Regions from separate parts of the Homo sapiens genome. Here regions 2 and 3 are each linked to region 1. A link is an interaction called in ENCODE POLR2A ChIA-PET data of the cell type or tissue named here. Cell type or tissue: Caco-2. All regions are shown on one strand.

Region 1 (5,000 bases):
TCATGGGTTAGAAGAGTCAAGAAAAATGTCCACTAGCACAATATTTTTTGTTGATCAGAGATATTTACCTGTGGGCACTGAAACTATGGACAACAGCTTTTTCATACTGAACTCAATGTGTGCGCTTTTGGAGTAAAGCACTCTGTGTAATCCTTTGAATTACAATTTTTTTTTGATAACTGGTATAACATTTTCAAGGCTAGTCCAAAGGACTGAAGCTCAGGTTTTCAGAGACTCTTCTCCATAAAGCTGCATTTAAAAAATACTTACTGTGTTAGGTGTTGTTCTTTATTGTGCTTTTTTGTTTCTGAAGATTCTAAAACAAACCCTTTATTTCACTTTCAATTAAATAACAGAATGATAAGAGAAAGGGCATTTTGACATTTTTTCTCTACTGTTTTCAACCCCTGCCTCATCCCACTACATTCTTACCTGACATTAGTCACACACACAGTGGACTCCAAACCACTTTTCTCCATTCCACTTTTCTCCATGTAAGCATAGATGTCCCCATGGGCAAAGGCCACCAGCCACCACATGATAGCGAAGAGCAGCCAGCTGCAGAGGAAGGACATGGTAAAGATGACCAGCGTGTGGCGCCATTTCAGGTCCACCAAGGTGGTGAAGATGTCCTGTAGAAAGCGTCCTTGCTCACGGATGTTCTTATGCGCCAGGTTGCAGGCCCCGCTCTTGGCGATGAAGCGGGCTTTGGGGAGGCGGTCTCGGATGCGCGGCTTGCGCAGGTTCTCTGCGGCGATGCGCGCCAGCACATACTCCTCCGGGATGATACTCTTTCTGGCCAACATCGTCCTGTCACCATAGCCAGCTTAGCCACCTCCCTCTCACCTGCCTCTCCGTCCCTGGACACCCGTCCTCCTGCACGAGGGAAACATTTATTAAAAACTTAAAAACCCACCCTATCCTCACCTCTTGGGTCCTTGTATTCAAGGATATGTCTGTACATGTGCGAGGTGACATGCAAAACCAAAAATGTGATTTTTACTAACCCAAACATGAATCTAGCTTGTGCTTGAGTTCTGGGATCTCAGAAAAATTACTTGGTTTTAATAAAAAGAACTGTTTCAATTTTTCTTATTCTGAGTACATATGGACATAGCCTTAGTTAAACAAAACCAGGAGCCTTCCGGTAAACAGCAGGCTCAAAGATAATTCTCTGCGATTAACCGCGTCTGTAAATTAGTGCAAGGCTACAGCACGTGGCGTCAGTCATGAAGATTAAGACCAGTTGGGTGCACGATCTACTTATTAAAGTACTTAGATGATGTAGCAATATTAAAAGTAAAGAGAGAAAATTCTTCCTCCGTTATTTTTAGAAGTAAGCAAAGGCCATGACTCCTTGCGCAGTCTAAATAACGTGTAATCTGACAAAATTATAATAAGTGGTGTGCTATAGAATTTATAAGTTATAAGAATTATTTTAAATGCGAAAGAAGTATGAGTTGCATCTAAAAAGAGTTAAAAAGGTTCCTGTGGAAATCATAATATTATAAATTGAAAACTTTTTTTTTTTTTTTTTTTTACAACGAAGGAATCAAATATACAAGGTGCGGGGGGGAAAAAACCCAAGACAACAGCCTGCGGGTTGCAGTAGGGAGTGTGCCCCGAAAAGTCCATCCATCACTGCAAGCCTCTGCGGTGTTTTGCATTTTAAATCATTTACGGGAACACGGACAGCCTCCCCCCTCCGCTCCCCCGGAGCAGCTTTGAAACTTACAGACTCCGGGTAGCGGGCGCGGCGGCTGGACCTCCTTGCACACGCCGGCGGGCCGCGGGCAGGTCCCTCGCTCTCCCATGCTGGCGCGCGGGACCAGGGGCCGCCCAGGCCGGAGGGACAAATTGGGGGCTGCGTGTCCTAAGGAGAAGAGTTAAAATAATAAAAGGTGCAACTGAATCTAAACGCAGGGAGGGCTAGAGGAAGGGGGATGGGTGTAGATCTTCCCCTCCCCCTGCTCAGCTCAACTCCCTTGGCCACTTCAGTGGAAGGAGGAGGGACTGGGGGGGCGGGGGCGGGGGGGCGATGCTCCACAAATCAGCCTCCCAGTTAGGGCTTTGACGCACGCCAGACCTCGGAAGCCGACGTTGTCGCGGAGTAGGGGGCGGGCGGGGAGGGGGCGAGCGCAAGTCCCCGGGAGGTAGGGAGCAGGCCAGAGGGAGGGACGACCCGGGGGAGGGCGGGACCTGCAGAGCCAGCTCCTTTCCAGTAGCCGCGACCCCCTGCCGCCAGCGTGACACACAAGTCTTTAAAAGGCTCTCTGCTCAGGGGAGAGAACTTTCTGACTCCAAGTTCACTGACGTAAGGAGATTTAATTTTAATTTTATTTTGTAATCTAGGTAGATAACTGGGCTACTTCATGATAACTGGGCTACTTCGGACTGAATAAAAGCAGAGAGGTCAGAAAATATTCTTCCAAAGCGTTCAAGCTGTGGGCACACACAATTATTTACATTAAATTTCCACCTGCTAGGAGAGATACAGGTGGAAGATGTTCTGAAACCCACTATAGTAAAGTATTTCTTCACCAGCCAAAGCCAGTTCTCAGGGAATTAAACACACACACACCTCAAAACAGCGACTGCCCCCCACCACCCCCGGCCCCTTAAGGAAAAGAAAGAAAAAAAGAAACCACTGACTGGCTCCCAATGAAGAAATTTTACCCCAAACAGGGACGGCCGTTAACACTTCAGCGCTGATAAGGCCAGGTCATTCGGTCCTCAGTAATTGGTTGCTTTCTGAAATGTTGCAGCTTCTTCCTCTGTCTAGATGGGTCTGAATGATAAAACAGCATTTGCGCACAAAAAAGGTTATACAATAAACATCTATAGCTTTTTGAAAAGGAGCCAGCGAAGACAAATGTGCTTTTTCCCACAGGTCAAGCCTCCTGATTTTGGCACTTGCGTTAATGGAAACTTTAATTCTTGGAAGTTCCACGTATTTTCCAAGACTCGAGCCGAAAGTGTATGGAGCATAAACAATGTATTCATTTAATTAGCCAAAGACCTAAAATTAGTCTTTAATGAAGGCAAATTAAGAACTTTTTTTTTCTCCTTGTGGTTAGATCTCCTTAACCCCTGTAAGCCCAGGATCCTAGTTTGTTAGTGGTAGTCCTCCTTTCTACTGTCATTAATTTTTGCAGTAATTTATGTAGTATAATAGTTTTACAAGTCTATGAAGAATCAGTTTGTATAGTCAATTCCCGCCATTGTTCTATTTTACCTTTGACTTTGTACACATTATTATTCATTATTTTAGCCTGGGGAACATTTACTGAACACCTTTGTAAGCTTTTTTTAGGTTTATGTGTCTAGAGATATATAAATATATGTCATAGTTGTTGCTTTTAAGAGGCAGACAGTTGTAGTAAGAGAGATATTCTCTAATACAAGCAGGGATGTGATTAGAATAGGAAAGGAAATTTTAAAATGTCATGGGAATTCAAATGAGAGATATTTAAGAGTAGGAGACTAAGGAAAAATCCATGGATTATTTGGCATCTGATCTAGGCTTTGTAAGCCTAGATATATTTAGGGTATACAGAAAAGCAGAGAAAAGACAGCCCACGTCAGCATTGATGAAGCCAAGTTGGCTACACAGCAGGATTGGACACTTGAGTTCAGTGCTCCCTGGGCAGGCGCTGTTACCACCTACTCTCAATACTTAATGAGATTTTCATGTACTCGTCACACCCATTCCCACCACTCCTGTACCCCCTCCCTTAAACTGGGGACTGCTAGAGGGCAAGGCTGTGACTTGTTCATCTTTGTAGCAAGGCCCTAGCACCATTTAAATTATAAATGGGCTCAAAAAATATTTTTGAATCAATGAATGAAAAATACAAAGTTGAAAAAGCATATTGGGGCCTTAAAAAATGCATAGACAGCCTTAAATGCTCAACAAAAGAAGCTGAGGAGTCCTCAGTATGTAGTGGTAAGCCATGGAAAGATTTTGATCAGAAAACTACACAATAAGAGCCTGTTTTAAGAGGATTGATCCAGAAGCAGAGAATATAATGGCTTTAAGGGTTGCATTTCTTGAGTATAGTCCCTCTGGGCTCCAAAATTCTGTAACTGGCAGAAGAGGGTGCTGGAAACTGTTACATTAATTAGAGAAGGAATGAGGTCTTGGGCTAATAGGTAACATCAGTGGGCACTATACAAATACATACAAAAGGAATGTTATACAGAGTCAATATTGGAAAAGGGAAAAGTCAGAGGTGACTGTGATGTTTATCATAGTAACAGAAAAATAATAAGAAAATTGGAATGAGAAGAGCTGAAGTACTGTGGAGAATTTATGAGAAGATTTGCAACAAAAAAATCCATATCTGAATTCTCTGAAAATTCTGTTCTTTTGGTATAATACATATTTCAGACTCTTTTTTTTCATTGAGATGTATTCTTCCAAATACGCAATTTTAAATCGTTTCAACTTGCTTTCATAACAGAATGTCATATTTTTATTAGTCAGTAATTTAACTTGATTGATTCAAAATCAGGGCACATAATAAAGATCAAATTTGAAGAAATTAATAAGTAAATGTTTGACAATAGTAGGCCTAAGAACAAATAGTAATCATTTTAAATGGTAAAGAATGTGTGCTATAAGAATATTACAGATATATATTTTTCTTTGTATTCCCTTTCTACATTGTTTCCTTAAGCAGTGTATGTCTTTGTCCTTCAACTAGTTTTTCTGCACTAAGTGGAAGCTGCATGAGAGCACATTGTTTAATATCACCACACACCCAGGGTCTCAAATTGTTCCGAGATCCCAAGAGTAGGTACTCAATAAATACTTGTCAAATGAAAAGAAGTAGGAATAGTGTTCAAAACATGGTATTTCTCTCTCTTGCATTTTCTCTCTCATCTCTCTCTACCCTTCATGGTTTTGCAACTATTTCTCAGAACCCACATAGGAAATGTGAACTTTTGGAATTCACTTTGAAGTCTGTTTCTATAGCTGTCTACAAAAATTTTCTTAT
Region 2 (5,000 bases), 260 kb before region 1:
TTTGAGTAATTGATACTTGGTTAATTGCTGAGTTTTGTATTATGATATAGTTACTTCACATAGATCATGAGTACCATGAAGACCAAAAAATAATTATTGCTAAACCTATAAAATGTGAAATTTTGTTTTACCGTATCCATTTCTGGATCCATATTCTCTATTTTTTAATGTTACTCAGATTTGATATGCTATGCTACCTTTCTCTTTGAGAGTTCAGGGCATTTTTTATTTAACTTTTATATAATCTCTAATTTTAGAAGCAATAATGTAAAAAGGAAACCATTATTTCCTACAAATATTTTGTTTCTCAGACTGTATCACCAATAGACTAGATTCAGACAATTAAATAAGGCCGGGTGTGGTGGCTCACACCCTGCACTTTGGGAGGCTGAGGTGGGTGAATTGCTTGAGCCTAGGAGTTCGAGACCAGCCTGGGCAACATGGTGAAACCCCATCTCTACCCCCGCAAATACAAAAATTAGCTGGGTGTGATGGTATGCCTATAGTCCCAGCTACTCGAGAGACTGAGGTGAGAGGATTGGCTTGGGCCTAGGGGGTCAAGGCTGCAGTGAGCCATGATTGTGCCACTGCACTTTAGCCTGGGTGGGTGACACAGTAAGACCCTGTCTCAAAAAAAAAAAAAAAAAAAAAAGAGTTGAATAAAGCACTATTATACTGGGATTCAGATGGTAAGAGTCTATTCCCAGCTCTGTTTACAGTTTGAACAAGCTTGTCAAATTTGTTTTCCAGTGTGTGCCTTGGTTTCCACCTTGATAAAATAAAGGGAATCAAATCAGACAAGAGTTAAAGAGAATGTTTTCAAAGTTAACAAATAGAGTTTCTTCCTTTTATTCAATATTCATTCAACAAATGTTTCGTACTAAACTGCTACCTTGAAGGTTGTAACATCTTTTGGTGGAGTCTTAGAAGGCCATTCAGAATTCAGCTTATTTTTTGCCACCTTGGGAAAAGCTTTCCTGACTCCCTGTGGCTGACTCGGGGTGTGCTTCTATAACATTCCTGTGCACAACTCTATCATAGCATTTACCTCTGTTTTTTTCTTTGTTTTTGTTTTTTCTTAGAGAGAGTCTCAAACTCTTGGGCTCAAGCAATGCCCCCACCTCAGCCTCCCAAAGTGCTGGGATTACAGGTGTGAGCCACCACACCCAGCCTTACCTCTCATTTAATTGTCAAAAAAAAAAGGCTTCAGGCCATGCATGGTGGTTCACTCCTGTAATTCCAGCACTTTGGGAGGCCAAGGTGGAAGGATTGCTTGAACCAGGAGATCAAGGCTGTGTTAAGCGATGCTCACACCGCCACACTATAGCCTGGGCAATAGGGCAAAACCTTGTCTCAAACAAAAAAGAAAAAAGAGAAAGGAAAGGAGAAAGGGAGGCACTTCCATGTAAAACTACAGTCCTTGAGGGCAGAGACAGGTTGTATTTTAGTCATTGTTCTATCCCCAGTGACCCAGCATAATATCTGCCGTATAATGGAAACTCAAAATATTTTCTGCTAAGCAAGTGAGTGAAGGATGGCATTTTGTTGACCTCAGGGAACTTGCTCAATTTCAAGACAAGACCAGATGACTGTCTCTTAGCCTACCTCCTCAGTTTCAAAACTAAACAAAATCCTTAATTTCTAAAAGAATCTAGGTGATCTAGAATTCAGCTGAGTTGGCTACAATCCTTTTGGCTCTAGGTCAGACCCATATCAGAAGTATTCATATCCTTCTTTGGATTGGTTTCATAGATCCAACTCTGTCCTAAATAACTAGGATAAACTAGCTTTATAGGAAAACTTAAAAGACTACAAGTTCCAGTTAGGTTCAGGGAAGTTAATCAACTTTCTAAAGTTGTTCACAGATTTTTATAGATGTTTCTAGAGAGAAAGTTCATAGCATTTTATTGAATGCTCAAAGAGCTAAAGAATGGCTTACCTATGGAAGAATAAGTACCACTATAAGCCTAATCCCATTTCCATCCCCAGGGTAATTTTAGGGTCAGAACCTTACAGCCAAGACAATCTAAATATTTCAAGTTACCTTTGGAGAGAGAATATTGTGCTTTCTCTCCACTTAAATTTACCTTAAAATTCTAATAAATCCATGAATTCTTTGAGAGCAACTTTTAGTTTCAGTGGCCAGCCACCTGTTTGTGATAATATAACAAAATGTTGGAATGTAGGCTTATAGGGGTATACTCTGATTTCATTTGCATTAATCTGCAAATTCATACAGTGGTCAGTGTTATTTATACCTAGAATGGCTTTTGAATGTACTGAAACTTCTAGTTACAGAGTTGTAATCATTATTTGTGCCCTTAATTTAAGGATTCTCAAGAATTTGCATAAATGGACACCCAATACAATAGAATATGTTTCTTATCGTTATTCATCATGATAAGTGCTTATGTAAACATGTGAATCGTGAAACAAAATAAATGATCAGATGATTACTAGAATTTGATAGTATAACCACCTGGGTTATATAACTTTTAATGTCTCTACCAATTATATACAATATCAGTCTTTACATCACCATCTGGAATGTTAAAAAAAAAAAAAAAGCCCAACTGCTTTATGTTTGGGGTGGAGTAACCAAAGTAAATAACCACTTACAGTAATGTGTGTTAAAATTTATATTCAATAATTATAAATTTATGCTTACATCATTAAATCTATCTTTAATGTCATTACCACTTTCAATCCAAAGTCCAGAATACACATTTAAAGTATTTTTAGTCAATAACTGTTGTTAACTATTGAACTTAATGGAGTTAAATCTGTTTGTCCAAAGACTACATAGGCCCAGAAGAGATCCACAGTAATGGTCAGTTGAAATATCTTATTGGGTTCATTAATGCATGAATGGCTGACATTTCAGTTTTTTTTATGTTTTTATTTTTTATTTTTTGTTAAGCTAGCAGTGTTATCTTCATCTTATACAATTTCTTTATTCATTGTGTTGCATTTTTCATGTTGCACCCTTAAATTCATATGTATAACATGTCATGCAAAAAACAACTTTTAGAAAAAAAAATTTTATACACGTTTATGTATCAGAAGATGATGGTGAGTAGTACTGGATTAGTCATTGTCAGTCATACCTTAAATTTCCACAACTCTTCTTGTAAGGCTGGGTTTTTAAAATCAACATTTTAAATATTGATATAATGTTTTATAATGTTCCGGGCTTTCTTTAATTCTCTGTTTTTCTTCTCCTTACAGTTTGTAGATAAAGTTGGAGAAAGCAACAATATGGTATAACAACAAGTGAATTTGAAGACTCATTTAAAATATTGTGTTATTTATAAAGTCATTTGAAGAATATTCAGCACAAAATTAAATTACATGAAATAGCTTGTAATGTTCTTTACAGGAGTTTAAAACGTATAGCCTACAAAGTACCAGCAGCAAATTAGCAAAGAAGCAGTGAAAACAGGCTTCTACTCAAGTGAACTAAGAAGAAGTCAGCAAGCAAACTGAGAGAGGTGAAATCCATGTTAATGATGCTTAAGAAACTCTTGAAGGCTATTTGTGTTGTTTTTCCACAATGTGCGAAACTCAGCCATCCTTAGAGAACTGTGGTGCCTGTTTCTTTTCTTTTTATTTTGAAGGCTCAGGAGCATCCATAGGCATTTGCTTTTTAGAAATGTCCACTGCAATGGCAAAAATATTTCCAGTTGCACTGTATCTCTGGAAGTGATGCATGAATTCGATTGGATTGTGTCATTTTAAAGTATTAAAACCAAGGAAACCCCAATTTTGATGTATGGATTACTTTTTTTTGTAAACATGGTTAAAATAAAACTTTTGTGGTTCTTCTGAATCTTAATATTTCAAAGCCAGGTGAAAATCTGAACTAGATATTCTTTGTTGGAATATGCAAAGGTCATTCTTTACTAACTTTTAGTTACTAAATTATAGCTAAGTTTTGTCAGCAGCATACTCCGGAAAGTCTCATACTTCTTGGGAGTCTGCCCTCCTAAGTATCTGTCTATATCATTCATTACGTGTAAGTATTTAACAAAAAAGCATTCTTGACCATGAATGAAGTAGTTTGTTTCATAGCTTGTCTCATTGAATAGTATTATTGAAGATACTAAATGATGCAAACCAAATGGATTTTTTCCATGTCATGATGTAATTTTTCTTTCTTCTTTCTTTTTTTTAAATTTTAGCAGTGGCTTATTATTTGTTTTTCATAAATTAAAATAACTTTTGATAATGTTTACTTTAAGACATGTAACATGTTAAAAGGTTAAACTTATGGCTATTTTTAAAGGGCTATTCATTTAATCTGAGTTTTCCCTTATTTTCAGCTTTTTCCTAGCATATAATAGTCATTAAGCATGACATATCCTTCATATGATCACTCATCTTGAGTTAATTAGAAAATACCTGAGTTCACGTGCTAAAGTCATTTCACTGTAATAAACTGACTGTGGTTTCTTAAGAACATGACACTAAAAAAAAAGTGTTTTTTTTCCACCGTTGCTGATTATTAGACAGTAGGAAATAGCTGTTTTCTTTAGTTTTACAAGATGTGACAGCTTTAGTGGTAGATGTAGGGAAACATTTCAACAGCCATAGTACTATTTGTTTTACCACTGATTGCACTGTTTTGTTTTTTTAACAGTTGCAAAGCTTTTTAATGCATAAAAGTATAATTGAAATCTGTGGTATTTATTTACAAACATGTCTACAAAAATAGATTACAGCTTATTTTATTTTTAGTTAAATCTCTTAATACACAGAGAACTCCCAATCTTGCTCATCTAAATAAGGAAAGACTTGGTGTATAGTGTGATGGTTTAGTCTTAAGGATTAAGACATTTTTGGTACTTGCATTTGACTTACGATGTATCTGTGAAAATGGGATGATATTGACAAATGGAGACTCCTACCTCAATAGTTAATGGAATAATAAGAGGCTACTGTTGTGTCTAATGTTCTTCAAAAAAGTAATATCCTCACTTGGAGAGTGTCAAATACATACT
Region 3 (5,000 bases), 170 kb after region 1:
AGTTGTTTATGAGAGGTGATAGAGTTGGAGAACTTGACTGAATAAACTTTAAAAACAAAGATCAAAGTGAAATTTTGCTTCTAACGTATGTCTATGGAGCAGAAAACATAAAATAGAAATACTCCTAATTATCTAACTTACGATTTCATGGCAAGAATCGCACCCTCAGTGTTTTTATTCCTCGAAATGCATTACATGAAATTCCACACATCTAGAACATATACATTTTGGATTTAGTTGGTGAATATAATACCTGACCTATCCAGTCTGTTGGTTCCTCTGCAAGACACGAGCAGTAGTTATCTGATTTAATTCTAAAAACACATTTAAGTGCTGAGGCATATAAGGTACACCATTTATTGTGGCCAGCCCTGTCCTTTGGAAATAGACTACAAGTAAAGCAAGTGAAAACTTGTCTTCCTTCCTGTTCACTTAGCAGAAAGCGTTAGTTCTGATCGAATAGCAATTGCAGAGAGTTTAAAATGCTGGAAACACCTGGAGAAAACATGCTAAATTTAAATAAAAGTTTTCATTCTTACATATAAAAGGATTCATTCTTTAATCGTTTAGAGATTAACCAAATTCTGTTATGAAAGAGAAGCAGGACATTTTAAAGAACTTAGGGCTTTATCATCATCTAGAGCATTTTCAGGATGGATGTCACTTGCAAAAACAAATGCTGTAATCACTTCTTTGAAGTTATTCAGTCCCTAGTTCATGAAATAAAAACTAGAAGATGTATAGCTAGTTAGCTAGCTACCATGGCTATAACTATGACAGATCCAAGTGGGAAAATCACTGGCAAAAATGACCACTGACTTCTGACTTAGTGCCTGATCTGAATCCACCCATTTACTCTTCAGTGGCTGTGAAGTACCATCCCACACCAAAAGAAATGTTGAAATTACTCAGTAGGTATTCCTTAGATACTGCAATGGGATTTTAAAAAAAATCCCAAACTGAACAAATAAAGCAAAAAATAAATACCTTGGGCAATAGCTTCACGCTGCTTCAAACCCCTGCCGGTGCACTTGAGCTACCTTCAAAACACCGACTTCCTACACTGTCTTAAGATGTAAATTTCAAACCCGGACGCAGAACTCCTAAAAAAAAGTAAAGAGTAACAAAAATTAAGCAGATAGAAAACTACTTCTTGAACATACAAGAATTGTCTACAAGAAAGGCGGTAATAATAACTCCTAATAATAATAACTCCTTTCACTGTTTCCAGTTGATTTGAGTAGGAGACGGCAGTTTTGAAGTAAAACTGGAAACCTGATCCCCACCCCTTCACTTCTCGAGCCGGGCCTCGTCCCTTAATTCTAGAAATAGCGATCGCGAAAGCTAAGTGCCGAGAAGTGCGAGAGAGTGCGAGGGCGTTTTTGGATAGCAGAAATGTTAGCTCAAAATCGACAACTTACAGTTATTCCTAAAAATGTTTAAATGGCATTCATGTAAAAGACACGGATTCACTTACTCCGATGACAGTTTTCCTCCCCTAGGCGAAGCACGCAGTGCGCCGGAACGGATTATTTTTAGGGTGGTGGGAGACCAGCTGCTGCCTCCTATCGAGTTTCTAAATTGCACAGACTGCTCTGGGCCGGGGCAGACACCGCGGCTGAGAAGCAGGAAACTGGGCAGAAGCCCCGCGCGCCGCGCCTGGGGCCGGAGACCTTCCCCATCCCTGCTCTGCTCAGCTTTGACTTGGGGCGGGCGCGACGCCGCGATTTTACAAACCCAAGTAATAGGCGTCCCCTTAAACTTCATTAGACACTGAAACTTGGAATATGATTCCATGATTCTCCGGAGTCGGGTTTTCAAACGTCAAAACACTCAAGGTATTCTTGTTTCTTTGTTTTGTTTTTCCATGCTCTGTAAGCACCCCTTTATTAGCCACGTAAGGAAGCGGATTTGGGGATTTCGCTGTTTCCCCCTGAACGGATCCGGGAAATGAAGGGCTCATTCTAGGTAGAGGCACCCACTGCTGGGTTATGAGTGCACGAATGTCTCACAGGAGCAAGGCTGGCTCAAGTCTAATTTTCCGCTTTTCCCCGGCGACCTAGAAAACTTGGTTTCTCTGGTGGACCAGCCGCCGCGCTATCGAAGGGCGACCCTTGCCCACCGTCCCCTAAAGTGAGACGCTGATTCCCATGGACTGCGTAAACAGTCACCCTCTTCTCCTGTTTCCAACCAGAGACATAATTAACTCTCGAGATAACGTGTTTATATTAAGATCACCCCACAACCACTCCCCCGCGAAACACAAGCCGTGAATTTTGTCCCCGACAACCCTCTTTAATTAACACCGGATTTTCTCAAGAGCCAGTTTTGAGTCAGCTTGAGATAAGCATTGTTTTCAGGAACTGTCGTATTTTAATAAAGGATGGTCAGCCGGGCGGACTTCTGCCCCTGAGGCTCCGCATGCCGTCCTCAAGGGGCGCCGCTGCAGGACTGCGGTCTGCTGGCGCTGGTCCCCAGATCTGAACCCTAAACACCGGTGGCCTCGTGGCCTGTGCGATGCAGGCCGACTCCAGCCCTGCCAGTCCCAGGGGATTTCTCCGCCGGCGCCCCACTCTTGGGAAGGTCGCTGCGCTTCCGGGTGAGTGCCTGACCTGCGTCAGCGGCTGGGACTTGAACCCGCGGCCGCTAGGAATCTGCGAGGCCATATGGGGCCGAAACCTGGGAGGGTCCGAAGACTCCGTTCCTGTGGCCTTTGAACGCTTGACAACTTTACCCTGGAGCTGTCTGCAGCGGCGCAGGGAAATAAGAGAGCGTTTCAACAGTGAGGATCCTGGTACTATGGATGCAGCCCAGGGTGGCCGGGTGAGCAAGCTGGACGCGAGGCCAGAGGCTCTCCAGGGCATCTATGGAGAGAGAACTGGAAATAGGGGGTGCCAATAATCCCAAGATGAAAACTCTTGAGTGTGACTACACAAAATGAAGTTTACTTGAGGATTATAAAAGAATATTACAATTCATTAAGGTCATTTACAATGTTTAAAAATCATGCTTATTGTAGAAACTTTGGAAGATGTGAAAGTGTACAGAGGAGATCAAGGAGCCCCCCGTAGATGCACCTGTGCACACACACCCATAAAACTACTGAAAACATTTTTTTTTATGTTTTAACAAACACAGGCGGTATGGTGCATTGATTAAGAGTGTGGACTAGGAAGGCAGCCTGCTCGATATCACATCCTGCTAGTTAGTTCAGAGACTGAACAAGTCACATAAACCCTCTGTGTATCAGCTTCCTCCTCTGTTTAATGGGACAATAAAGATAAATAATTTAAATAAATATAGAATAATTTTTAAAATAATTTAAATGGCTATATACTATTCCATTGAAAGGCTATACCATAAGATTCATTTTCCCGTTGTTTGACATGTATTTGCCCAATTTTACTAATATCTGTGATCATATGATGACCTTTTTTCATAAACTTTTTTTCTTTCTAACAAGTAATGTTTTAAGATAAATTATGTGAAAAATAATTACGGGATCAAAAGTGGTAGATATTTTTAAGGCTGTCAACATAGAATGCAAAATCACCCTTCTATGAAGTTCGTATTAAGTCCCCCAAATTGTATGAGATGAGCTATTACACTTATACTCAAACCAGCATTGGATATTGCTATTTTTTATTTTAAAAAAATATTTTAACTTGACAGATAATATTCAATTCTGTTATTCACATTCAACATTTCCCCACTATTGATTAATCTTTGTATCCCCTCTTTTGTGGCAGTTTGTTCACATACTTGTGTACCTCATGGGTCTTAATGAAGTTTACCATTTGTATAAATGTTTCATAAGAGTATACTAATCAAATGTTTAATAAGAGGATACTAATCCTGCTTCATATATGACACATTTTTCCCAATTTGTCATATTGTTAAAAAATGATAGTGCTGCTGCCTTTCAAAAAAGTAAGAAAAAAGTTTTCATGTGTTCTGTAAAGATTTATTAGAGCACACACTATGTGCTAGACATAGAAGCTAGTGATGAGTCAGATCTCTAGGGTCTATTGCACTTCATTGAACTTTCTCCTAAGGGAAATTTTACGTAGGCAAATTTGCTGCTTGTTGCCTTTGCAATGTATTAGAACACTTTAGTTAATAAATATTTACCTTCATTTATATTTGTTTAAAGGCTTTAGTAAAAATTTGATTTTGGAATTTATTTTGGCATACACTATGGGATGAAAATCTGCATTTATACTTTATTTGTTACACCAACACCATTTACTGAATAATCTTTTTCTTCTGCATTGTGGTGTAATACCACTTTTGTCATATACACATAATTAGTTCATAATAAGATCTGTTTCCGGGCTACCTATTCTGTTCAATTGATCTGTTTCAATTTTTTATTATATTGCTATGATTAGACTGATTTGATTATCAGAGATTAAATTATATTGTAACCCTGACAGTGCCAGTCCCCTTTTCACTCTTTTCAAAATTTTCAAAGCTCCTCTCTTTTGGGGATTTTATTGGAATTTCATTAAAACTAGGAAGTAATTTATAAAGAACATATTTTTAGTGCTTTGTCTCTTCACCCAGAAATGTAGTTTCCCATTTATTTGTCTTCCTTTTATCCCAGTATTAAATTTATACAGGTCTGTGCATATTTTGTAAAGATTGATCATACAAATTTCATATTTTTGTTTTAATATTTTGTACTGCTATTAAGGATGTACTATTTATTTTGTCCAAAAAAAGTATATTTATCTTATATCCAGACACTTTATTAAGACTTCTCAGTAATCCCAGAGCTATTTCACCCTGTTACCTTGACTTTCCAGAAATACGATTTCATCTGCAAATAGTGGTACCCTTCCATTTTAAAATACTTACAGCTTGTTTGCATTTTATCTCTAATCTTCATTAAATACATTCCAGAAGTGTTAAATAATACAAGAAGATAAACCATTGTTTCTTTCAGAAATATATACAATATATTTTTAAATCAACATTGTAAGTATAATTTTCATGAA

Evidence for each region. Peaks named below come from ENCODE experiments on the same cell type or tissue, not always from the same donor. Only the 100,000 strongest peaks of a DNase experiment are listed, where the experiment ranks them.
Region 2: POLR2A ChIA-PET joins it to region 1 with 27 read pairs; 2 of 35 experiments call an interaction of 5 or more read pairs at or near these places.
Region 3: POLR2A ChIA-PET joins it to region 1 with 10 read pairs; 2 of 35 experiments call an interaction of 5 or more read pairs at or near these places.

Annotation. Positions count from the first base shown.
Region 1 is chr12:21,772,811-21,777,810 of GRCh38, forward strand. KCNJ8 (potassium inwardly rectifying channel subfamily J member 8) reads right to left here and starts at 1,896. Exons shown (of 3, transcript NM_004982.4): 1 at 1,736-1,896; 2 at 433-876. The coding sequence starts at 806. All of the region lies in intron 2 of KCNJ8-AS1 (KCNJ8 antisense RNA 1), which reads left to right. RefSeq lists enhancers at 254-1,252, 1,253-2,250 and silencers at 485-779, 2,093-2,310. In Caco-2, a CTCF peak has its summit at 623; DNase peaks (open chromatin) are centred at 591 and 2,131; H3K4me3 peaks cover 2,860 bases.
Region 2 is chr12:21,512,441-21,517,440 of GRCh38, forward strand. It overlaps GOLT1B (golgi transport 1B), which reads left to right. Exons shown (of 5, transcript NM_016072.5): 5 at 3,229-5,000. The coding sequence ends at 3,267. Among named protein-coding and RNA genes, the nearest start is that of SPX, 11 kb to the right of the region's middle. In Caco-2, no CTCF peak of the experiment used is centred here; no DNase peak of the experiment used is centred here.
Region 3 is chr12:21,939,723-21,944,722 of GRCh38, forward strand. It overlaps ABCC9 (ATP binding cassette subfamily C member 9), which reads right to left and starts at 1,704. Exons shown (of 40, transcript NM_020297.4): 1 at 1,478-1,704; 2 at 988-1,103. RefSeq lists an enhancer at 1,137-2,114. In Caco-2, CTCF peaks have their summits at 1,520 and 2,418; DNase peaks (open chromatin) are centred at 1,619, 2,059 and 2,489; H3K4me3 peaks cover 3,241 bases.